Linked DNA regions of Homo sapiens: region 1 is linked to region 2. A link is a loop called in an ENCODE intact Hi-C map of the cell type or tissue named here. Cell type or tissue: A673. All regions are shown on one strand. Each heading gives the region's core, and the rest is flanking DNA. Links, peaks and the distances in the headings are about the cores only. Region 1 has its middle 38 kb from the start of LINC03050. Region 2 overlaps LINC01828 (long intergenic non-protein coding RNA 1828).

Region 1 (12,465 bases), core at 1,920-9,919, 1.6 Mb before region 2:
GAGGACACTATGAAAAGTCATGGGATTCCATAGGCTGTGAGGAGTGGATTTGCACTAGTTAACACTAGCTGACACTTAGCTAACATAATCAATTTTTTTTATGTGCCAGCTGCTGTTCTAAGGACTTTACATATGTTAACTCGTTTAATTCTCCTCCAAACCCTGAAAGATAGGCATTATTGTTAGTCTTATTTTATAAATGAGGAAACAGAGATACAGAACATTTGATGTGGTTAAGGTCCCACAGTGGCTTTCTTTCTGATGGATTTGAGACGCAGCGGGCCATGGTGGTTGAGAACAATGGGCTCTTGTGCCACTCTGCCTAGTTTCAGTCCTGGCTCCACGATTTAAATGAGTCTCTACTTAAAGTGCTTACCTTAGTGCCTGGTATAGCATGGGAACTAGGTAAGTATTCCCTAGTATTATTGGGGTGCTGCAAAGTCACATTCACAAATAGCTTCTGTTATTATAATGGAATAGAGAAGATCACTCACTAGAACTGGAGAAAAACAGTCAGATTGGGAGAACTATGTTTCCTAGCGCACTGTGCATGATGAGGGCAGTCATGGATAGAGAGTGTGGTGTTGACATAAAGGTGTGTGAATTGAATGAGGGAGCAGAATGGTGATGTAGGATGTGTGTGTGTGTGCGCGTGTGTGCATGTGTGCGTGTGTATATGAATGTGGGGGGACAGTGAGGGAATGTGAGAGAAACGTTTGTGTGTTTAGCTATTATCGTAAGTATAAAACTTTGGAGACAGAATGAGAATGTCTAAGGAGGGTTGTTGATTGGGAAGGTTTTGGGGTAAAACACTTGCATAAAACTTTATAAGAAAACCCCAAGACTGATACTGTTTTTCAAAGCTTCTGAAATGTTATACATGTTTTCTTTGAACACATCTTTGAGAGTGGATCACTCAGAGGCCAGGATTTATATGGATTATGTTGTGTATTGACTGAACACAGGAACTAGTATTGGCCTCTCCACCCGTGATCCTAGAAAGTGATTTTTCGCCCAGGAAATTGACAGGCATGTCTGAAAACATTCTAGAAACAGATGGCTGAGAGCAAACTAGAAGAGCTCTATGAACTAGAGTGCCTCTAGAACCGCTGCCGTAGGTCAAAGGTGCTGGGAACATTTAAAAATCTCTGAGATGAGTCCCAGGCATCTGGTGGTGGTGGTGGAACTGGCTTGTACCACCTTGGAGGAGCCAATTGTGCCTAGATATTCCCAACTCCATTGTTCAGCAACATCCATTTGGTAGCTTGAAATTGGCCATGATAAAGGTATTTACATTATAGAAATTGACAAATGCTACACATCAGAGTTTTGTTCCCTCACTTGGGGCTGGTTGTTAAATATTTACCAGTGCACCACCACAGACATCAGGCTTACCTCTCTTATCAGTTCCAAAATCCTAAGAATAAAAGGAGCATGGTAACAAGAGCAGAATCACTAGGAGAAGAAACTTATTTTAGTGGTAACATTTTATTTTTAACAGGATAAATAGCAGTTCTTAGTTTTGAGAGGCTTTTTCAATGCTAATTGATCTAATTTTGTCCTATTTTGACATCAGACATTCTAGGGAAACATGGTGGATGTAAAATGATTGGGTTATGTTTAAACGGTATGTGTGTGTGAGTGTGTGTGTGTGTGTGTGAGAGAGAGAGGGAGGAGACGGAGGGAGGAAGGATGTTTGTGTGGTGGGTGGGTAAGAGTTTTGAGCAGATGCAAGACAAAGAACATAGTATGTGTTGCACGAAATATAACATATTTTAAGATAGTTATATGAAATATGTATATATATTTTTTGGTCAATTGTTTCGTTCAGGTTTTTCTTTGTTTTCTGGTCTTTTTTATAATTGTGCATTGACTTATTGTCTTTTCACTAGGATATTACAGAGAGAGAAGTGGATTTTTAAAAGTATATTTATTTAATGCAAGTCATACCCTAGGAGAATAAAAGATTACTGAGTCATTGTCCATGCAAAGTTGAGTATTATGTTGAGATTTTGAGTTTTCAACAATAGCTAATTTTCAGTGAAGAGATTATGCTGTAAAATTGAAATGAGTTTGGAAAGGAGTCAGTTAAAGTTTCACACAGTTATGATGTAGAAGTTTGTTATTATCAGTGGTTAACGCTAATTAACACAAGAATGTGATTTCAGATGACATTGAAGGGGTATGTAAGTGCCTTTTTTGTGTCTCTTACTGTTTATGGAAGAACCAACTCTTGTGGAAAATGTAGACTTTGCAGCCATTGGAATATAATTATATGTGTTTTGTTTGTTTTTATAGAACAGATGCAAGACAAAGAACATAGTATGAGATATTGGAATGTAATTTCAAAACATATGTTTCCAAAATTATGGAAACGTTCTGGATGGTAAATAAATCCTTTCAGTCTCAGAGGGTACAGGCTGCAAGGCTGAGGGAGAGCTGAGTGTTGGATGGGGAAGAACGTGGTTTAAGTAACAGGCTGAATAGTAAGCACATCAAAGCCATTAAAGCATAAACCCCCAGATTTAAAAACGTGAGAGGCGAAAGATTATGTAGCATGGTCTGGCGGCTTTATAGAACCCGTTTCAAATGAGGTATAGAACAAAAGAATGTGTGATTGAAGCTCTTGAAGAGATTTATTTCAGGAGAGAGGCAAACATTTTGCTCTGATACCAATTAACCAGGAGAAAGCACCACGTCATAAATGCCAATATTAAAAATGTAAATCCTACACCCGAGGGTGTATTGAAGACAGGTCAAAATTCTTTGAAGATGGAATGCATAAAGAGATAACAGGAAGAGAGCCTTCCAGCTGCTCAGGCTACCTGTTTAGTTCTGTGTCCTGTCTGCTGATGAGATTTTCCACGGGGAAGCGGGCTCTTGTTTGGGGTGGTTTGGCTACTTGACCTATTATGCGGGATTTAGATCTCCTTCAAGAGAATTTATTATGGGAACTCTAGAAGATCTTGTTTATAATACTCCTTTATCTGTAATGACTTGGAGATGTTCCAGGGTTTTTCTAGCATAGTTTGGATAGCATAGTTCACATAATGGATGTGTAAAGGTATTTACAAAATGCAGAGTGAAAACCATCAAGTGCTATGTATAGCACTTTTATGCCTTTTAAAGTATGTTTACTTCCATTAACTTGGTTGTTCCTCTCCATAATTCTGTGCAAAAGGAAAGGCATACAGAGTCATAGTCTTTAGAGCTTGGGATGAATTTAGGATGATTTAACCCAGCCCTTTCATAGTAGAAAAGAGGCCCAGGGAAGTTGAGAGATTTCATCCCCATTAGCCTCTTGGGGAAACTAAGCAAGGAGAGATTTAAGCTTCTTGGCCACCAAAAGCATTGCATGTTGAATCCTGGATTTCTGTCATTGGTAATAAGGCAGCCCAGTCTTCTGGGAAAGGAAATACACAAAAAAGTCAAACAAAAAGGTTGTCTGGAATAGAGATGTCTGTTGCTACAAAAATATTCAACTTCTTGTCACTGAACCAGGATAATAAATCTCTTTACCTTCTGTATTTTGGTGCATTGAAACATTATCTTTTATGATCATAGGTGTTGCTTCATTATTTAAAGCATACTTGTTATTGCAGGAAAGACAAGCTTGCATTTGATTTATAATGGAACCATTGTGCTTTGAGTTAAATGAAAGTTCAAAGGAAAATGAATTCTAAATAAGAATAATTGAAGAGATTCAAGGTTCATTTGAGTTTATATTCATCAAGGCAATTGTCTCCGAAATCCTCTTATTTAAAGCAACAGGACAGATCGTAACTTACAAACTTCGCCTTTATGACATCACTTCATTCTATATATCATAATCAGAAATGTTAAGCCTCAGCAGTAATTTATACAAAATGTATTGTTACAGAGTTATAAATGTCATTAAGTGGTAGACTTATGCCTCAGTGTCATGCAAGTTGAATCTTGGATTTAAAAAAATTACCCATAATGCAAGTATTCTATAAAAATATTCTTAGTACTCTCTCCTCCACTGCAGCCTCATATTAAAAGTTCAGTTCCATTTTCCACCTGTACTCTGCTCTGGGAAGTGCAACCTTTATTTCTCCTTCATGTTTTTAAAGTCACCTTCTTAATTCTGGTAGAACATAACTCAAACAACTGAAAATGTTAGGAATGGATTTACAGTCCCTCTGGCTACTCTCTATCTGGGATGGAAAAGAAAGTGAAGCTGGAGATAACTTTTCCTGCCATCAAGGGACATCTATAGAGGAGAGGCAATTAATTGTAATGTGCCAACTAGTTTTGATTATTCAGGGACTTGTGATGGAATTTGTGGATTATTCAGGTCCCTGGTTTTCTGTTTTGGCTAATTTCACTGCTCAGTGGCACCTCCAGAGGTCAGGGACAGCTATTCTCCTATGGAGTGTCCCCAGAGAGACAGTGGCAAAGGAACCACCCCCTTTTGAGCAACTACTCTGTGTCAGACACAGGGAGGATTTTTTTTTAACATTTGTAGTCTTTCATTAATTTCACAACAAACCTCCATTCTATTTTACAGACAGTAAAAACTCAGTGTAATTCATTCATTTCTCAAATCTCTATCAAGTGTATTCTGTGTGCTAGTCCCTGGGATAAAACAGTGAATGAAAGAGATGGGTCCCGGCTTTCTCTGAGCTTAGGATGCAGGAAGGAAAAAAAATAAAGTAGACAAATCATCAAATATATAAAATATAAAATTACAAACAGTGATATATGTAATGAATGAAAATTTTAAGGGATCACAAAATTTGTAAACAGGGGATCTGATCCAGTTGTGGAGTCAGAGATGGCGTCCCTGAGGGCATAAGCCTCTGCACTGGTGATTGAAGAATGGAATAGAAGCTGTCAAAGCTTGCACGGCGAGCCCACAGCAGAGCTGGGATTCAAACTCAGGTCTGCCTGACACCAGACTCTCTCTGTATTGCACTACTACAGACAGTTGAAACTATGCCCTGACAGGGAGACCTTTGACTCCCAGCCCCTAGCCCTGCTCCACCAGCTGCCCCAGAGATGCCGTGTCCGTGGGAGTTGGTGATGGTGGATTGGAAGCTGAAGAGCTCCTGTGGTTTCTCAGCAAGTTTAACTGGCAATATGAAGGAGCCCTCACTCTCTGTGCATTCTTTCCATTTTCTTCATGGTTCTGTCTAGATTGGATTTCGGCACTGGCAGGAGGGGTGTCCTTCTGGCATGACTCCTGATGGGGTTGTGTGGCTAATTTCAAACATTGGGAGGGGCTTGATTAATGACCAGCCCAAACCAGAGTTCAGAAACATTGCCTGGAGCCTCTGTAAAACTCCCCAGATCCTGCCTCCTTGTCTACCTCCCTTTACTCAACCCTGCCTCCCCTGATCTAAAGCCATCTTAGAGATTGGCTACCTGCCTGAAAAACTCCCTGACCTGCTGAGGAACTGCAGCAGGGAGTCCTGTTAGCAGCTGTGGGAGGGTTGGAGTCTGACCAGAACATTCCTCGCTCATGTTTCCACCCACTCCGTGTCTGCAGGGTGAAATGCCCCATTGGATGCGGTGGCCACCCCAGAGCTGCACCTTCTAGCTGGATACAGGGATAGGAGTGGTTGGGATTGAAGGTGAGAAGTCTGGGAAATGAACCATTTTCTTAGGTCTTCTGCTGATTTCCACCCCTCTGACTAATTATATAGCAGGGGCAGTGATTTACCAAAAGGAGGCATTGTATGACTTTTTAAGGACATCTTTCCAAAAAAACAAGCAAAAATTCTCCCCCAAGCAAAACCAACCGCCCCCCCCCAAAAAAACCTAAAAGCCAAAAAACTCAAACATCCAGGGAAAAGACCTTCTCTTTAAGCCTAAATTTCCACCATTTGTGACTTACCTTTTTTTTTTTTTTTTTTTTGAGACGCAGTCTTGCTCTGTCGCCAGGCTGGAGTGCAGTGGCGCGATCTCGGCTCACTGCAACCTCCACCTCCCGGATTCAAGCGATTATCCTGCCTCAGCCTCCTGAGTAGCTGGGACTACAGGCACGCGGCACCACGCCCAGCTACTTTTTGTATTTTTAGTAGAGACGGGGTTTCACCATGTTGGCCAGGATGGTCTCGATCTCTTGACCTCGTGATCCACCCGCCTCGGCCTCCCAAAGTGCTGGGATTACAGGCGTGAGCCACCGCGCCCAGCCTGTGACTTACTTTTTTGAGTTACACAACATTACTTTCTTGCTTCAATGTTTTTGTGCAAATGCACGCCGTCTGGGGAGAAGCAAATTTCTTGAAATTGAAACCACCGAAATGTGAATGAATTTATCATATCCCTTGTTTGTATCTGGTGAACGGGTAGCTAGAGGGCCTGAGGTATCTTGGGGAACAGGTCGTTGAAGTGGGTACAGGACGGGGCAGTCACTTTAATCGCTGGTCCGAGCTCCCCAGCCTCCCTTTTGCAAAAAGCAAAAATACGTTATCGTCACTAGGGGGCGGAAGTAGGCCAGCAATCGGTCTCTAGTACTTGTTTGGTCTGAAAACTAAAGTTGGCAAATCTGCATTATTAGTGTTTTATTTTTCTTAAGAATCCCAAGTCTCTCTGAGATGGTATGAGTGTGAGAGTTAGGCTACTGTAGTGTAAAGAAGCCAATCCCAAGAAAATAAAAGCCCTGTGTAGGTAAAGCAGATACCCGACAGATTCTATCAATGGACTTTGAAATTGTTCTACTGTTTTTATTATGATAATTTACTGAAAATTTCTCAGATCTAAAATTCAAATAAGAATGTTTGAAACCAGCCGGGTTCGGTGGCTCACGCCTGTAATCACAGCACTTTGGGAGGCCGAGGCGGGTGGATCATGAGGTCAGGAGGCGGGTGGATCACGAGGTCAGGAGATCGAGACCATCCTGGCTAACACGGTGAAACCCCGTCTCTACTAAAAATACAAAAAATTAGCCGGGCGTGGTGGCGGGCGCCTGTAGTCCCAGCTACTCGGGAGGCTGAGGCAGGAGAATGGCGTGAACCTGGGAGGCGGAGCTTGCAGTGAGCTGAGATCGCGCCACTGCACTCCAGCCTGGGCGACAGAGCGAGACTCCATCTAAAAAAAAAAAAAAAAAAAGAATGTTTGAAACCAAACTGGTTTGTCAAATGCATAACAGCGCCCTTGATTTCACAAAGGGATGAAAACTTACATGTAGATGTATTTTTTTCTGATTATAAAGAACAAATTCTCTTGAGGAATGGTTAAAAAAAAATCCGCCCCCCCGACAGTAAAATTCGTATTGTACTGTTACGGGTAGCTCTGTTCTTACTGAATAAATCTTGCTTAGCAACTTACCTCCAGAGTAAATAATAAATCACTGCTGAAAGCTTCAGGCATTTAGCTCCGTCTGGGCAGTAAAACTTTGTGATGGTCTTGACAGCATTTTGTAAAATCATAATTGCTTAGGGAAAGTGATTCTGGATGTCTTAAAATGTTCGGAATTAAGGAGGAGCTGTTCCTTTGAGGGAAGTTATTCTAATGCCGTGTGTGTATGTGTGTGTTATTCTTTATACGAATTCTAGATTATAATTTACACACACTCATCATTTCTATTAAGAATATGTAAAAATTCGATTAGAAGCACAGCCACATGTATCACACCAAGGTTTTATAAAAAAAAAAACCTTGAGGCAATTAGGGCAAAGATGCTCAGTTATCTGTGCACAGTATACTATATGCAGGCCTACCTTTATATACACATATAGTTATGGATTGAATTGTAAGCCTCCCCAAGATTCATAGGTTGAGGCCGTAACCCTCAGTATCTCAGAATATGACTGTAATTGGATATAGGGTCTTTAAAGGGGCAAAAGTGAGGCTGGGATTAGAGCCTCTTTAAAGAGGTAAAAATTAGTGGCTTATCCCTGCCATCCCAGCACTTTGGGAGGCCAAGGCGGGAGGATTGCTTGAGCCCTGGAGTTTGAGACCAGCCTGGGTAACATAGCAAGACCCCATCTCTCTAAAAAAAATTAGCTCAGTGTGGTGGTATGCCTGAAGTCCCAGCTATTTGGGAGGCTGACGGGGAGGATTGCTTGAGCCCAGAGGTTGATGCTGTGGTACGCTGTGATTGCACCGCTGCACTCCAGCCTGGGCAACAGAGTGAGACTCCATCTCAAAAAAAAAAAAAAAAATAGATAAAAAAAAATAAAAAAAAAGTGGCTGGCTGGGTGTGGTGGCTCATGCTTGTAATCCCAGCACTTTGGGAGGCCGAGGCAGGTGGATCACGAGGTCAGGAGATCGAGACCATCCTGGCTAACATGGTGAAACCCCGTCTCTATTAAAAAAAAAAAAATTAGCCGGGCTTGGTGGCGGTCACCTGTAGTCCCAGCTGCTTGGGAGGCTGAGACAGGAGAATGGTGTGAACCCGGGAGGTGGAGCTTGCAGTGAGCTGAGTTCGCGCCACTGCACTCAAGCCTGGGCCACAGGGCGAGACTCCGTCTCAGGAAAAAAAAAAAAAAGTGGTAAAATGAGGTCATTAGGGTGGGCCCTAATCCAGTGTGACTGGTGTCCTCCTAAAAGGAAATGATGCCCCAGACATACACAGAGGGAAGACCATATGGAGACCCATGGACCAGGCAACCCTCTACAATTACAAGCCCAAAAGCAAAGCCTCAGAAGGAACCAACCCTGCTGACACCTTGGACTTCCAGCCTCCAGAACTGTTTGATGTGAAATTGTTTTCAAAATAACAAATACAACATTGTTTTCAAAAGTCAATGTGTTAAAATGATATATTGGCATGTTTGAAATAGAGCTTGTGATTTGGTTGTAACAATTTTAATATCAATAATTTTTTTTTTTTTTTTTTGAGACAGGGTCTCATTCTGTCACCCAGGCTGGAGTGCAGTGGTGCCATCTTGGCTCACTTCAACCTCTGTCTCCCAGGTTCGAGTGATTCTTGTGCCTCAGCCTCATGAGTAGCTGGGACTACAGTCACGTGCTACGGCACCCGGCTAATTTTTTGTATTTTTAGGGCATCACCATATTGGCCAGGCTGGTCTCAAACTCTTGGCCTCAAGTGATCCACCCACCTCGGCCTCCCAAAGTGTTGGGATTACAGGCATGAGCCACTGTGCCTGGCCTAATATCAGTAATTTTTAAGTAGAATTGTTGAAAATGAAATAAAATCTTTAAAGAGACTCATATGATTGAACTGATCACCCCCCTGTAAGTTGCCAGTGAACTTAGTATGCGTGTCTGGATTCAACACAATTACATGGCTGTTTCAATTTCTCATCCTTTGGAAGTAGGAAGACGCCTTTTTAGATGTTGTTCTTCTCTATCGTTCCCCAAAATTGTCATAGGACATTTAACCCCAAGTCTTGCATAGTAAGTGAAGTCTCTTCCTTTGTCTTATTTTTCCCAACCAAACAACAGTTTATTGTTTCCAGGTTCACCTCTGGAGTGGGACGTGACCAGGAAGGCTCAGGTCTAGCCCAGCCTGAGTCATGGTAACGTTCTGGAATCTTAGCGTCTTCCTGTAATGTGTAGGCACCTCTCTGAGTTTCCTATAGCACTAACTTTCTCTATAGTAACTAAGTTTTTGAGGCCAGTAAGTGCAGGGCTGGAAATAGTGATGTACTTGACAAAACTGCAAAGTTCAACATTCCCACCCTGGCCCATGGCCTGGTGTCTCCTTTCCAAGGCTGTTTCTGTATCCAGGAGACCCGCTAACTTCACCTGTAGGTATCATAGGCTGATTCTCTAGTATGCTATTCTTTTCCATCTCTCTCCCCTATCAAAACTGGTCCTCCAGAGAGTATTGGATAGGAATCATTTATGATGTAGTGTAAATTCCTCAATAGGTTCCCTTGCCCCATGGCAAGGACACTTAAAATCACATCTCTTATCTTCAGGACTTCCTCCTTCTGAGAGCAGTTCCAAACATCTAGGAGCAGGTGGAGAGGCATCTTTCAGGGGTAGGAGATTTTTCCTATGCATCACATCTGGAAGGCAGTTCCCTTCTTTGTTGGTGGAAAAAGCCAGGTGTGAATAAAAGAACTATGTTAAGTAGTTGCTCTGAACTCATAGTGAACAAACACACGTTTGTGACCAGGATTAGCAGCCTGGGTCTGGCTGACCTCTTTCGTCTTCATCCTCTTAGGAGGGGGTGTGTATTTGGATGTATGTTGCTCACTCTGGGCATGGGAGAAGTAGCTAGTGTTATACACTGGCTGCCTGAGTCCTGTGGGTAGTGAGACAGGACAAGCATGGCAAGCCTCTGAAAGATGCTTTCTTCACCACCTCTGTCTGATGTAGTTTGGGCAACAGAGCCTGGTGTACACAGGGAGATCAATAAAATATTTTTTTGGATGGATCAATGAATGGACAAATGAATGTATGAATGAATGAGTTCTGGGAGCTCACAGGTAAGACCCCACTTTGGATCTTTCCTTTTGCTTTCTTGCTGTCCACTCTAGTTAGCCATCAGTATGATGCCTTGGTACCATCACTGCCGTGCTGGTACCACTACACTTCCTACACTATGTAGTATGTTATACTGTGGAGTATATATTACATATACACATACAAATGCTGTAACCACCATGAGATCTATACAAAAAATTGGAACATTTAAAAGAATGAGAAAATTAAGTGTAAACAAGTTCTAATATTTTTTCCTACACCCCAATGGATATAAATGCACACCCGGGTGGGAGTTGGGCATTACTTTGGAAAGCACTTGCTGAGGGCAGTGGTTTTATGTCTGACTTTGGCTAGAATCTGCATTACATCTACTAGATGAAGTGAGAGCAGGATTCAATTTAAATATTCACTGAGGGCCTGCCTGGTGGTGGATAGTCTGCTAGATGCTGAGGGTGACAGTGACTCCATGCTCTGGATTATTCTAGGCAGACTTGATTTAAAATACTCTCTCCCACTTTCCCACAAGTACACTCATACTGGCTGGTTGCATGCCCAGATTTTTAGTATAGAAAATGTTGGCCAGGTGCAGTGCCTCATGCCTGTAATCCCAGCACTTTGGGAGGCCAAGGCAGGCAGATCACATGATGTCAGGAGTTTGAGACCAGCCTGGTCAACATGGTGAAACCCTGTCTCTACTGAAAAAAACAAAAATTAGCTAGGTGTGATGGCTCATGCCTGTAATCCCAGCTACTCGGGAGGCTGAGGCAGGAGAATGGCTTGAACCTGGGAGGTGGAGGTTGCAGTGAGCCGAGATCAAGCCACTGCACTCCAGCCTGGGTGACAGAGTGAGACTCTGTCTCTTCCAAAAAAAAAAAGTGTTGTGACAAGAGCTTCGGAAGAGATAAAAGATGTAGAAGACCGCTCTTGTTTCTCAGGTCTTATTTTAGGTTATGTTGTTAGGAGAGGCCTCCAAGAAGGGGCACACAGGAGCCTCAAATATCTTTGTAATGCCTGTTTCTGAACCCAAGAGGAGGGTGCTCAGGTTTCCTTTTATTCTTTATTTTTATTTTTTGAGACAAGGTCTCGCTCTGTCACCCAGGCTGGAATTCAGTGGTATGATCTTGGCTCACTGCAGCCTTGACTTCTTGGGTTCAAGTGATCCTCCTGCCTCAGCCTCCTGAGTAGCTGGGATTATAGGTGCATGTCACCACACCCAGCTAATTTTTTTTTTTTTTTTGTATTTTTTGTAGAGATGGGGTTTTGCTAGTTGCTCAGGCTGGTGTCGAACTCCTAGGCTTAAGCGATGGTCCTGCCTCGGCCTCCCAAAGTGCTGGGATTACAGGGGTGAGCCACTGCGCCTGGCTTCCTTTTATTATTCATACCTAATTTATACATGTATGCCATAGGTATGCTTCTGAAAGTTGAAGTATTTTATGAAAAGCAAAAGGAAATAAAAAAGGCATTTAAAAGTGTGGGGCCCTCTGGGACCAAGTGCAAATGGAGTGAAGCAGATAGTACATTACACAGATCAATGGGGCTGGGACGGTCTGGGGAAATTTTGCCAATGAGGTTGTCAACTGCGGGGCCTAGCAGCACAGTGGAACGTGGGCAGGTAGAGAGACACTGGGGACACTTGGGTGACTTGAACAGTGAGAGTTAAGCATGGAGGTGGAGCCTGGCCTGGAAGGTAACATCAGCAGGAGGGCAGCAGCCAGGTGGTCACATTGGGTTACAGTGGGGATCCAGTAGAGAGATGGGCTAAAACTGGTTGGAGCATGTTTTGAAAACCAGATTTAAAAGTTTCAAAATTGTATTGAGGTCACTGAAGAGCCCTTAACCAAAGTGAGTGAACTTTTGGAAAGGTGAATTTGAAGCTATGGTGAAATGACACCTGTTGATGGCGTCTACTTGATACCTCCTGATTCCATTTACTTAGCTGTTTGTACTGCAACAATAGCCTCCTTATTGGCCTCTTTCTCTCCTATCTTAATCTCTGCTCATCCATTTCCTATACTTTTCACTGACAGATCTTTAAAAAACACTGTCTGAACATAATATATCAGTTCCCAGCGCAAAGTCTTTTAATGGTCCCTGCTG
Region 2 (12,465 bases), core at 2,058-10,057:
GATAGGTACATACATACATACATACATACATACATACATACATACATACGTAGATACATAGATAGATACATAGATAGAGACAATTATGGGAATTAGCTCACACAATTACAGAGGCTAAGAAGCCCCACAATCTGCTGTCTGCAAGCTGGAGACTCAGGAAACTCAGTGGTATAATTCAGTCTGAGTCCAAAGAACTCAGAACCAGGGGAGCCACTGGTGTAAGTTGCAGAGTCTGAAGGCTGCAGAACGAGTAGCTTGATGCCCAAAGGTAGGAGATGGATGTTCCAACTCAAAAAGAGACAGAATTCACCCTTCCTCTGCCTTTTTTGCTCTATTTGGCCCCCAGTGAATTGGGTGATGCCTGCTCACATGTGTGAGAGGATTGTCCTTATTCATTACTGATTCAAACACTAATCTCTTCCAGAAGCACCTTCTCAGACACACCCAAAAATAATGTCCTACCAGCCCTCTGGGAATCCCTTAGCCTAATCAAGTTGACATATAACATTAACTATCATATCCTCCCTTCCTGCTTTAGTTGTCTCTGAAAATGTCTCCTCATCTGCCTTTGAGTGGTATGGAATCACTGCTGAGCCTCCACTATTGGTGCCATCAAAGACCTCAGTGATGCCAAGGTAATGACACTGATGCCCTCCAAGAGCATCCTATCTTTGCTGCTGCCTGTGATACCAATGTTGTGTGTGGTCTTCCCCAGTTTCTTGTTTCACTGAGCTGCAGATTAGTCTGTTCACTGCTTGCGCCCTGGAATTGAACACTTGAATGTGCTTTAACCTTGTTGTATCTTCTACCCCTCTTGTTACACTCTCTTACATAATTATATTTCCATAGATTTACCACAAAAAAGAGATCCTTCTGACTTTATTTTTGTTTTACTATAATTTACTGACAAGCCCTTCTTCCTAGAACTCAAGTTCAAGTCTATGCAGGCTGGACTGGAGGCTATCTTTTCTCTCCCAAGCCTGATGCCATTTGATAGCTCAGCTGTGCTTTGGTGATCTTTATTCTTATGATGAAGTTTTTCCTAAGAGATGTCTTCATTCCTCATGCATAGACTCCTCTAAGTGCATTTACAAGTCTTGCAAATTTGCACACAAAAATTTCCATCTCCAATAAAAATACATAAAGTCAAGATAAGACCTCCCTTTGACATGTGTATTTTAAATAATTATCTGGATGTTTTTCTTTTAAAAATTAAATATATTATCAGTATTGAGTCATCTGTAGGATTTACTGAACTTCATGAAAGACCTTGCACCCCACAATACCCTAGTCTTTTCTATTATTCAGTGTTAAGGGATGGAAAGAATGCCTATGTAGTAGCTTACACTTTCTTCAGCTTTAAGATGCCTGTTTTGGGATTTTTTGTTTTTGTTTTTACATTTTAACATTTATAAAATCAAGACATTTCTTACAAACAATGTATACATTTAATGCTTGGGGTTTTAGTTTTTGTATCCTTGAAAACAATTGAAAGTATGTCTTACAAATGATAATATCATTGAATCAAGAAAATATAATAATCAGCTTTCTACTATTTCTCAGTTCTTTTCACTTGGAAACTATATTTGGCCTGAGATGTATCCAAACACACATGTATTAACAAGCAACAATACACTGATTTAATTGAATAATTAAGGAAGTGACCTCTTGATACAATGATAGAGGCAGGGGGCAGAGAAATTCTAGGCAGAAAAGGGTAGGTCCCCGACAAAACCCCACCTTCGAGCCAAAAACCCTAAAACTGTGGCCCAAAGTGAGAACTTCTATCCCTGTTTTCCCACTTGAATGTTGCCTTTTCCTAAACTACCCATGGCCCACCCCATCCCCCATCCTGTGCCTGTAAAGACCTCAGACTCAGCCAGCAGAGAGAAGCAGCAGCTGGACATCAGGACTATGGCTGGATGTCAGAGAGAAGTGGCTTGATTTCAGAGGGAGAGCATGATGGCATAACTTTGGAGAAAAATCTGGTCAGAGACAGCCAGACTTCAGGGGAAGATTACCTACCCACTCCATTCCCTTTTCAGCTCCCCTTCCTGCTGAGAGCTACTTTCATCAGCAATAAAATCCCCTGCATTTACCATTCTTCAATTCGTTTGGTGCAACCTCCTATTTCCTGGATGCTGGACAAGAGCTTGGGAGCCATGAGTGTGGATAGAAAAGGCTGTCACACTGGCTTTTTGCTTTTGCTGGTGGAAGGCAGCCACCTCATGTGAAAAGGCAGAGGGCCTACTGAACTGTTAACACTTAAGCTGTCCACAGACCAGACAGCAGAGCTAAAAGAGCACAGTAATATGCCCTCTGGGGCTTTGGGGGTTGCAGGCACCCCTCACCTAGATGCTGCCATAGGGCCTGCAGAGACTTTGCTCCTGCCAGTGCCCAAAAGCACTCGTTCCAGCTCCTGCACCCACTCACCTGTGGGCTCCCTCCCAGAAGGGATGGAACGCAACAGATACACGTGAGTGCAGTTTGATCCTGCTGGCACCAAAGCAGCTAGCTGGTTCCAGTGCTCATGCACTCCAGTTCCTGCCTCATTCACTCACACACTCCCTCCTGCGAGGAGTTGAGAGTGGTGGGCTGAGTAAACAAGACACCTGTGTCATGAGTCCCCCAAAGGGGTCAGGGAAATATCCTGCTTCACTTTGACCTAGATACAAATAACATGACTGAGGAAACCTAATTAATTTAGTATAAGATGTTTAAACTGCTGAAGATTGCCTGCCAGAGGATTTGAGATGTGTAAGTACAACAGAATTGTTCATATTCTTGATGTATATGATGGGTATTATTATTTTCATGTGAGTCTACATAGATATACATTATCTTTATAATAAGTAAACAAGTATTTTGCATGGATCAGTTTGACTGTCAGATAGGATGGTTTTTAGAGAGTGGTGCTAGGGTGTCAACATCATGTGTGTGATTCTTACACAGACCAATAATCTTTGTCCTGCTACATGGCTATGGACCGAACCTTGATATCAGTCTCCTGTCTTCAAAATTTGCCCTATTGTTTTTAATGGACTTCTAATAAAAGAGTGTAAATAAATTAACATAAGTCAGTTCACACTATAGAGAAATAAAAGAGTCTCCAAGAACATTCCATAATCAGACTCTTCTTGACTTGGCACTAAGGATAATAAGTTGGCTCTTCTGCTTCAAACTTGAGTTATGTGGTCAGAACATTCTCTCAATTCTTCATCAGGCTTGGAATCTTTGCCATCTACCCACTAAGTCATAGATCACCTCTGATCAGCATTAGTCCCCTCTCCTGACCCAGAGGCCATGATGATAAACTATGTGGACTGAACTGTATCGATGGTGCTTCTGATCTGTTGCCTATTGAACACGTGTTCCAAAGGGTACAGAGGATGCAATGAGAATGTATATCCTGAAGATGTATAATGTGGTGCTGGGATACTGAACTCATACTGTTCCAGATATATCAAAACTCTGCTAGTCTTACCACATCTGATTTAAACTCTTTCATCTTTATTTTTCCTAGCTTAACAAAAACCTCTGCAAATTTCCAAGTCTCATTCTAACTTGTAGTAAAGCTCCAAAGAGCATCCATTTTTCCTCTTTCAACTTTTATTACATTGGGTCACCTTGGCCTTTGAAGAGTCTGTGTGATTAAGTGTACCCTGAAATCACTGCCTCAAAACCACCTGAGATCAAAATACGGATGCCTATTCCCCACCACAAGCCCACTCAATCAGAATATCCAGAGGCAAGGTGCAGCCCAAAAGCACCCCTTGTTTAGGAACTACTGATTTGGTGAGACTACCAGCAGTACACCTTATAGCAGTTGAGTATCGTAGCAATTTAATCATGCACCTAATGGGAGTAGGAGGTGTGCAAACTGCCCTTCATGAGTAACCTGGAGACACTCACAAGAACCAACTTCACCATCACTATCATTCTCTATCTCTGACTGAAAATGACATTTACTTCTTCATAGAGGCAAACAGGTATTCTACCACTAACAGGTCCTCACATTAAAATTTTGCTTGAGGCTGCAGTGAACTATGATCATGCCACTGCTCTTCAGCAAGGGCTTCAGAGTGAGACCCCATCTCTAAAAAGATAAAAAAGAAAATTTTGCTAAAAACAAGTAGACACCAAAGACCCATCAGTCAGAAGCCAGCCTACTCTGAAAGAAACCACCACAAAGACCATCTGATGTTTTATTAGCAGCACTTTGCTCAGCCCCTGGTTAAAAAGCAGTTCTCTGCAGCAACCCAGTTTTAGTTGTCCCCAGGGATCTGGCTTGAAAAGAAGTTTGACATTATATTTTCTAAGCCAAACGGGCACTTCTAGCTTAGAAGCATCAGACCAGACACCTGCTCAGGAGCATTGTAACTCACTTATTTCTCAATGAACAAGTTATTACCCTTTCCTTTTTGTCTGAATTGCTGTCCCTAGATGCCATTCCCATGGGTGATCTCTACCTGCACATTGCTCTACTCATGGTATTGATAGGTCCATGTGTCATGCAGCCTGAGGAGAAACATGGTTTGATATCCTAAGGGGGCAATTTCTCTCCTTGGGGAAGAGCTGGCTTCCATTGCTGTGCCTTGCCTCTCATTAATGTTCCAGCTAGGTCTCTTTACTGCTCTATTTAACAGCATCCACTCCATTATTGATCATATTTTGTGTAATGGTAGATTTGCTGGTGAAAATGATGATTATGCTGTAAAGAGAGGGCAGTGTTTGGGATCTCGCTTCTATAAAATTTAGCAGTGCTGTGGAGTCTGCCTCAAATAAGTGAATTGGAGATGCATTCTGGATGAGTGGTAATAGGGGTGAAACCAGTTCCTGAGAGTGAGATGATCTAATGCTTCCCTCTACACTGTAAGCCAAGACCACTCCAAAGCTGATGTTTCATGTCTTAGCCCAAAGGATTTAACACTACAGGCCTTTTGTAATCTCTAAGTGGGTACTCTGTACATTTTAACATGGAACAATGTGACCACATTTTTATATTTTCTATATTTTCAGTCTAATTTACTGCTTTATTTGATATATGGTAAAGTTAAGAGTTTTTGTTCATTCTTTCATTATTCTTTACACTGAAAATTGCATAGGGTTGTAATCTTTTAATTCATATCTATTTCTTCTGAAAGCTGACAATTGCTTCAATTATATTCTGTCACCTTTCTGCTATTACCAATACCTTCTTGCCTAGCCTTTTATATTTAACTCAATCAGTCATGATAATAAACAAATTAATTTACTTCTTTTTTAAGTCATTGAAGTGAAGATGGGAGGGTCACTGAATCAGTCAGGTTCCAATCAGGAGACAGAAGCCACATAGCAATGTGAACAAGGAAAGCTTAGTGAAAAAGGATTATTAACTACAAGAGTGGATTGCCATCTTAGGAGTAGGTAATTCTTACCTATTTGGGGTAAGATTACAGAAATAGCACAGAGAGGGAGCAGCCACTACCTCTAGGTTTGAGGCAGAGGACCCAGTGAAGCCCTGCCTCCTTCAAGGTCTCAGTGAGACCCAGTCTCCCTTGGAGAGGACTTGATCATTCATGGCTCACTGAATGGCAGGCCAGTTTCCCATAATAGTGGAACATCTAAAAAGCTGCCCTCTGCGTTGCTGGGGAAAAGCTGCTAATGGGGAGATACTCATGAAATGTGCTGCCTCTGAACCCTGCTGGTGTCCTGTGAATGCTGCCTACCTTATACTACAGAAGTAACCAGAAAACACACAGAAACCAGAAAGAACAGCCCTTTCCTCCTCCAGTGTCCCTCCAGTGCCCTCTACTGCAAAAAGGGAACATTGTGCAAGCTGGCAAGGGAGAAATGTCCCACTATCAAAAGCAGGGCAATGAAGCGTAGATTAGGAAGTGAGAGGCAATAGCCTAATAACTGACATAGTCCACCCCTTTGGTCACTGAGCTTCTATGTGCACCCATCTGCACGCAAATGAACTTCTTTACAACAACCATGCAAGTCTGTTTCCACCTAACAATGTATAGCTATCCTTCATATAAGGGAAGATGTTCTTATCCTTTCCCCAAAATGAAGAGACATAGAATGCCAACAGTCATTATAACCATCATTAGCCATATTAATTACTCCTCAAATTCAGTCATAGTCCCACTAAGTATCCCATTACCCAGAGACTAAGGTATATTGACAACTGGCACAACCATTAAGAAAATGGAGCCCAAAGCTACCTCCTCTAACCTCTATGGCAAACCTCCCCCTACATGGTATCTCCATGACCACAAATCTTCCTCCTCTCAAGCCTTTGTTCCCCTGCCTAGTCTGAAGTAACATGATCCAGTTGATGCCCACCTACCTACTGCTGCTTCTGCCACTTCCCATCTTCATCATTGCTGCATTTTACTAGCTGACACCTCTTAGACAAGGCCTTGATACAGTGCCCTATGCAGTCGCTACCTGCATGCTCATGGTACGGGGTATGAATGACAGTAAAAATTACACAAGTAACAGTTAAACTTAATCATTTCACTCTCCTTCCCCAAATAGGGAAATTGGACAATTTAAGTTTAATTCATGTCTCTCCCACCTCAGCCAGTTAATAAGAATTGAGTATCCCAAAGTCAATGAGGAAAAAAAAATAACTTAAATTTTAAAATATAGTCAATGAGAAGAGGACTAAAGAGAAGCAGACTAGATCATTCGCCCATGGAAAGTGAAGACTTGCCAATACAATGTGCCTTTTTAGTGTTTTCCTTTAATTGTTACAAATCTGTGATTTGTTATATTTGACCCAGTGGAAGTCCTGCAAGTCACACTGACCTATTAATAGAAACCCAGACTCCAAACAACCAAGAAACAGAGCTCAGGCCTGCTTCATTTCTCTACTTGCACCTCAAGAGCAGCAGTGACCTTTGCCTATCATCCGACAACAATGTGGATGGCATCATATTTCTACCAACATCTCTGTTTGGTGTGTGAAGTTATTTCCAAAAAGCTTCATTCATTTAATCCTCCAGCTGTCTAAAAATCTTTATGGGTGACCATTTTTAGCATGCCCTTTACCCTTTGCTCTCTGAACCCATCCAGGTCCTTGCTTAAGGCTCCCAAAGGTCTAAGAGCAGTAGGGGGAGAAAGTGAAAACTGGATACCTAATGATATAGAAGTCAGCTGGTAAAGTCCATAAAATTACTTTGGGGATTAGCTGGTAGAAGAGGTGGTGCTGTGTTTGTACTTCTACTTTCACAACACAAAATAATTAATGAGTAAAAAATACTTTTTGTTTAATAATTGCTGTTCTTCATTAGTGTGAACCAAGGGCACGGTCTATCTAAGACAATAACATCTGCACCCCATATTTCATTATCACCAAACTTCACATTTCACACAAAAGCAATGCTAGCACAGCCTTACAGCTTTAATTAGTTTCTGCCATAGCTGTGAAGGTCAGCCAATTATTGTGTGTGAAATTTCAATATGAAGTGGCTGAATTGAAGACAGCATTGCAACAGTGTGGGATTCTGCAGTGCTGTAAATCTAGTACTTTGGAACCATTTTTTAAAACACAAGATAACATAAAATAATCATCAGGTATGCATGGCTTCAAGGCTTACTGGTTAATTTAACATGTGCTTGGTGGGGGAAGAAAACCACATCATTTCTGATTGTTGCTTAAATTCCCTCATTACATCGTCATTATCTGTGACACAGTTGTTAAGGCTGAATCCATGTTTTTATGATCAACATCTTTTAACTCACTTAGAATTGCACTGGAACATTTGATTTAGAAATAAAGCCTGGTTTTACTGGATTTACATGATGCTTACACACACACATACATATAGATACATATATACATACACATATATTTTATATAGGTACATAATGTTTAATATGTATGTATTCATATGTATACACATGTTTAAACACTGCATGTTTGACCCATCAAAATATAAAGATATTAATTAAGTCAACTTAAGAATATCATTTTACTGAAAAACTTGCTGAATTAGAAAAAAATTTACTAGGGATTCAACTTTATGAGTTTTCTATTTAGGATCATAGAACTTTGAAATTAGAAATGACCTTGAAGCTCATCTGCTCTAGCCCCTCTGTTTTATGCATGAGGAAATATGCCCAAGAATAATACAGGTTTTCCCAAGTCCAAGAGTGTCAGCAACTCAACTCAAATTCTGGACTCCTATTTCTCCTGACTTTCCATGGGCCTGTTTTACCATGGCATAACAATGGAGATAAGATGTGCCACATGATAAATAAAAGCTCCAAATTTTGCTCTCGGATTTTCATGAGATTGGAGGCCAGTTTGCTTTGTTTTGTTTTCTACATAGATATACGTAGTTTAATCCTAATTCAAGCAAACAAATATTTTTTGAGCTATCCTTTGTGCAAGGAACCCTGAAAAGCATCCCATGTATCTAGCATGATTAAAATGTTTTCACCAAGTTTACAAACCGGCAGCATAGATAAAACAAAGAGGAGGAGTAAAAAGAGACCACAGAGTTAATGGAAACACCTGTCAGATTGGAGGAGGATAAAGACAGGGTAGAGCTAAGGAGGCATACCAAAAGATAAGTCAGAAGAAAGAAAATGGAAGAATATTGAGCAGCATCCCTGGCTTCTACCCACTAGATGCCAGTAGTGCCCCCTGCTCGAATCATGACATTAAACATTCTCTCTATACATTGACACATGTCCCCAGACAGGGGTAGAGGGGGAGCAAATTTATTTAAGAACCACTGATCTAGGGTCTAGATTCCAGACTATAAAGTATTGTGGATCTTGGAAGACTTCTCATTTCCAAAATAGACAATTTACTTCAACTTCACTGGGATGCGTGAACCTTTGATCCTTCCATGATTTCCCAAGCTACAGGCTGGGAAGGTAATATCACAGACTGCAGAGAGGCTCAGAAGCTAAAGATTGAACTGAGGTTGCTTGATTTGATGGTTTGGTAACCTATGGAAGGAAGTTAGATTGCAATGGATTAAAGAGTAAGTGAATGTGATTGAGCAGTGAGCAAGTACAGTTGCAGGTGTGCACAATTCTTCCAATGAGTTAAAAAGTAAAAGAGCAGAGGTGATGTAGCATCTCCAGGGAATTATAGGGTTGAGCACTCTCAACCTCAGGAACTGTTGATATCTGGAGCAGATAAGTCTTTGTTGGGGTTGGGGAAAAGAAGACCTGTAATTTTAAATGGAATGTTTTGCAGCACCCCTGGTTTCTACTCTTAAGATGCCAGTAACACTCCTACCCTCAGTTGTGAAAACCAAAAATGCCTCCAGATGATGCCAAATGTCCACTGGAACGTAAAATCTTTCCTAATTGAGAACCACTGGGTTAGGGAAGAGGATTTTTTAGTTTTTTAATTGAAAGTAAAGAAAACTTAAGCAAGTTTTCAGAAACAGAAGAAAAGACAAGGAGAATGAGAGAGACTAAAGATGCAAGGGGAAACAAGGACACACGGGGAGGGGACCAAAGCAAGAAAAAGGTAATAATAGGGAAGACCAAGAGTGCTTTGAACAGGAGAATGGACTTTCCTTCAGAGCAAATAAAGAAATAGAAGGTCTGTAAATGGAAGACAGATGTTAACAGCAGTCAAACCAGGAAGTCTTGATCTTTGAAGCAAAGTTGTAGATGAGCTTTGTTTGATGATAGGATTTGAGAGTAGGAATTCACTATAAAGTTGAGAGGCAAACTTCTGGCCACTGCTTAGCTGGGACTTGAGAGAATACCTTGGTAGCAGAACCAAGAAGTGTATAAAAGATGCCAAAGTTGTTTCTTACTCAATTAACCTTTACCTGCCTGGCAGCAGGAGCAGAAAAATGGACACTTCTGCTGAGACAGAAACAGCAGAAGGACAAGTGGCAAAAGGGAATGGGGGCAGAGTAGGAAATCTGTGAGTGTACATGAGGCACAGACTGAGTTAAGAGGGAGAAAAGGGATGAATCAAGGGATCATGCATCCCAATGAGATTGAAGCAGATTCTCTGTTTTGGAATTAGAGGCCTCTCTAAGATCCGTAATACTCTGTGGTCTACAAACTGGAATCTAGATCAAATGACTTTGTCACATCCCTACTCCTGCCAGGGACATTTGGCAATGTCTGGAAACAATTTTTATTATTATGATTGAGGCCAAGACAGGGTGGCAGTGGGAGTGGGACAGGGGTACTACAGGCATCTAGTGGGCAGAAGCCAGGGATGCTGCTGAACATCCTATAATGAACGGTGTAACCCTCACAATAAAGAATTATCTGGTGCATGGAGTCAATAGTGTCACTATTGAGAAACCTTAAGAAACCTTTTATTCTAGATTAAAACTAGCTATCTTGGAAGTTAGCTAATGAAAACTCTTACGACTTTTTTTAAGAAATTAAGCTGCTGAAATTTCTTTTTTACAACCCTATTATACTTTAGCATCAATTTTTATAGTCTTTTGGAAAGAAGGACCTCCAACTGTTTTTATTTATTAATTATTCCATCCCAAATAAGTTGAGTTTTATAATGGGGCCCATGTTAAGCATAGAAAATATAAAAATAAGGTTGACATAGACAAGCATTAACTTAGAGAGAAGCATAACTATGGAATGAATTGTGTCCCTCCAAAATCCATATGTTGAAGCCCTAATCCCTAGTGTGACCGTATTAGCAGATAGTGCCCCTAAGAAGGTAATTAAAGCTAAATTAGGTCATAAGGGTGGGGCCCTGATGTGATAGGATTAGTATCTTTATAAGAAGAGACACCAGAGATCTAGTGTCTGCAAGCCAGGAAGACAGGCCTCACCAGAAACCTGCCATGCTAGCACCCTGATCTCTGTCCTCTCTCCCCAAGAACTGTGAGAAAATAAATGTCTATTGTTTAAACCACCCAATGTCTAGTATTTTAATATAGTAGCCTAAGCAGACCAAGACAGAATATTCTCCTGTTTTGTTGCTATTGTTAATTTAGTTCATTTATTCTAACACTTGTCCTAAGCAAATGCTAAGAAGCCAGTTTTGTCTTAGGAGTCTTCCCATTCTAACCGAACTTCTTATTCTCCACTCTTCTCCCCATCTTTGGCAGTAAGGAAAAGAGATTGTACTTCAAAATTAGACAGACCTGTGCAAATTCTAGCACCTAACCTAAAAAGCACCAGGTTCGTTTTCCTCATGTATGGAAAGGGGCGAAATCACATTTACTTGCAGGTGTATTATATGACTTAAGTGAAAAATCAGGTGAGAATGCCTAATATTGTTAAATTGAGACATGGCAGTCTCTCAATAGATAACACTTCTGATCCTCTTGGATCAGAATTGTAGTCAAAGGTTGTTTTCCGAAATTATTTGGTTTGCTCTTCCCAACTGTGTCATTAGGTGCTGGCCTAAAGAGGCTAAAGTTTTCTCTCTCCCAAAGAATTTTGATAACTGGAAAATCCTCATTGTCTAACAATTAAAACTTCATGATAAATTTCTGACCCCATAACAAGAGGAAGAAGCAATGATATGTTGAGGTGTGAGTACCTGAGTAGTACCTAAAATGAAGTAAATATATAGTTTCTACTAAAGAAAAAAGAAACAAAATAAAGCCCAATTGCGTTTATTCCCAGAATGTTTCAACATTTAAGCAATTCACTTAGCATTTTTTTTGTGACATAAAGTGAAGCAGGAAAATATCTACAATCTATATTATATCTATTAATCCTTGCAGTTTACAACATGCTTATTTTGTGTCAAGTGCTGTGCTGAGCTGTTGACATCTACCAACTCATTTAGCCCTTCCAGAAGCCCTTCCTTCACTAGCATGTCCAACTGGATTATGAAGTGAGGATGGGAGCCTCCATCTGATATTTATGACCGTCCCTTCCTTTGTGCAACAAGTGAAACTGTGTAATGCTGACTCATCTCACCCAGATAAGCAGAGTTGTAAGGACTCCTGGAGGTGTTGGGTGGTGTCTGGGCCAGTTTCATCTGGGAAATGATTATCACAAGTTTCAGATCAATTTTGGGGAGCTTTCTTCAAACAAGATCCAGAATCATCTTATCTTCACCCTCTTTCAAGTATCGATAAAAGGGACAAAGGCTCTTTTCATGAGGAAATGTTCATACTCTGCAGCCGTTCAAAATACAAGTAGTCTCTCTGGTTCATTATCTGGAATCATATAGAACTCCATGGTTGAGAGGAGGGGAGGGATGGTGGATGCACTCCTCTGACAAGCAGGAAATATGGGTCCTCTTGCTCTGTGACGGGGTCAGGACACCTAATGTCCCAAGCTGCCCTTCTAATAGAGATTATAAAAGAGACCATAAGACCAAAGAATTGCATGATGGGTACCCATTAGAGCATGCCTTGCCCTTTGCCTTCCAGGCTTCAGCCTCTAAACTTAACTTTCTCCTAGCTGACAACACAAATTGGAGGCTAAAATGCCAGGCAGGGATCTGTCTTGGCCTTTTGTTACATGGTCTACCTCCTTCAGATTTCCAAGACAACTGGA

What was found. Hi-C counts contacts between places; a loop is a spot of excess contacts. Peaks named below come from ENCODE experiments on the same cell type or tissue, not always from the same donor. Only the 100,000 strongest peaks of a DNase experiment are listed, where the experiment ranks them.
Region 1: a loop joins it to region 2, with 4 times the contacts of the local background. A loop is called at or near these places in 2 of 110 quality-filtered maps.

Annotation. Positions count from the first base shown.
Region 1 is chr2:65,634,255-65,646,719 of GRCh38, forward strand. No RefSeq gene overlaps it. Among named protein-coding and RNA genes, the nearest start is that of LINC03050, 38 kb to the left of the region's middle. RefSeq lists an enhancer at 1-583. In A673, for the core only: CTCF peaks have their summits at 4,366 and 6,437 (motif pointing right); DNase peaks (open chromatin) are centred at 4,387, 5,317 and 6,477; H3K27ac peaks cover 6,019 bases.
Region 2 is chr2:67,228,861-67,241,325 of GRCh38, forward strand. All of the region lies in intron 1 of LINC01828 (long intergenic non-protein coding RNA 1828), which reads left to right. LOC101927661 (a long non-coding RNA gene) reads left to right here. Exons shown (of 4, transcript NR_110568.1): 2 at 539-635. Among named protein-coding and RNA genes, the nearest start is that of LINC01829, 20 kb to the left of the region's middle. RefSeq lists an enhancer at 6,581-8,022. In A673, for the core only: CTCF peaks have their summits at 5,800 (motif pointing left) and 8,614 (motif pointing right); DNase peaks (open chromatin) are centred at 4,271 and 5,751.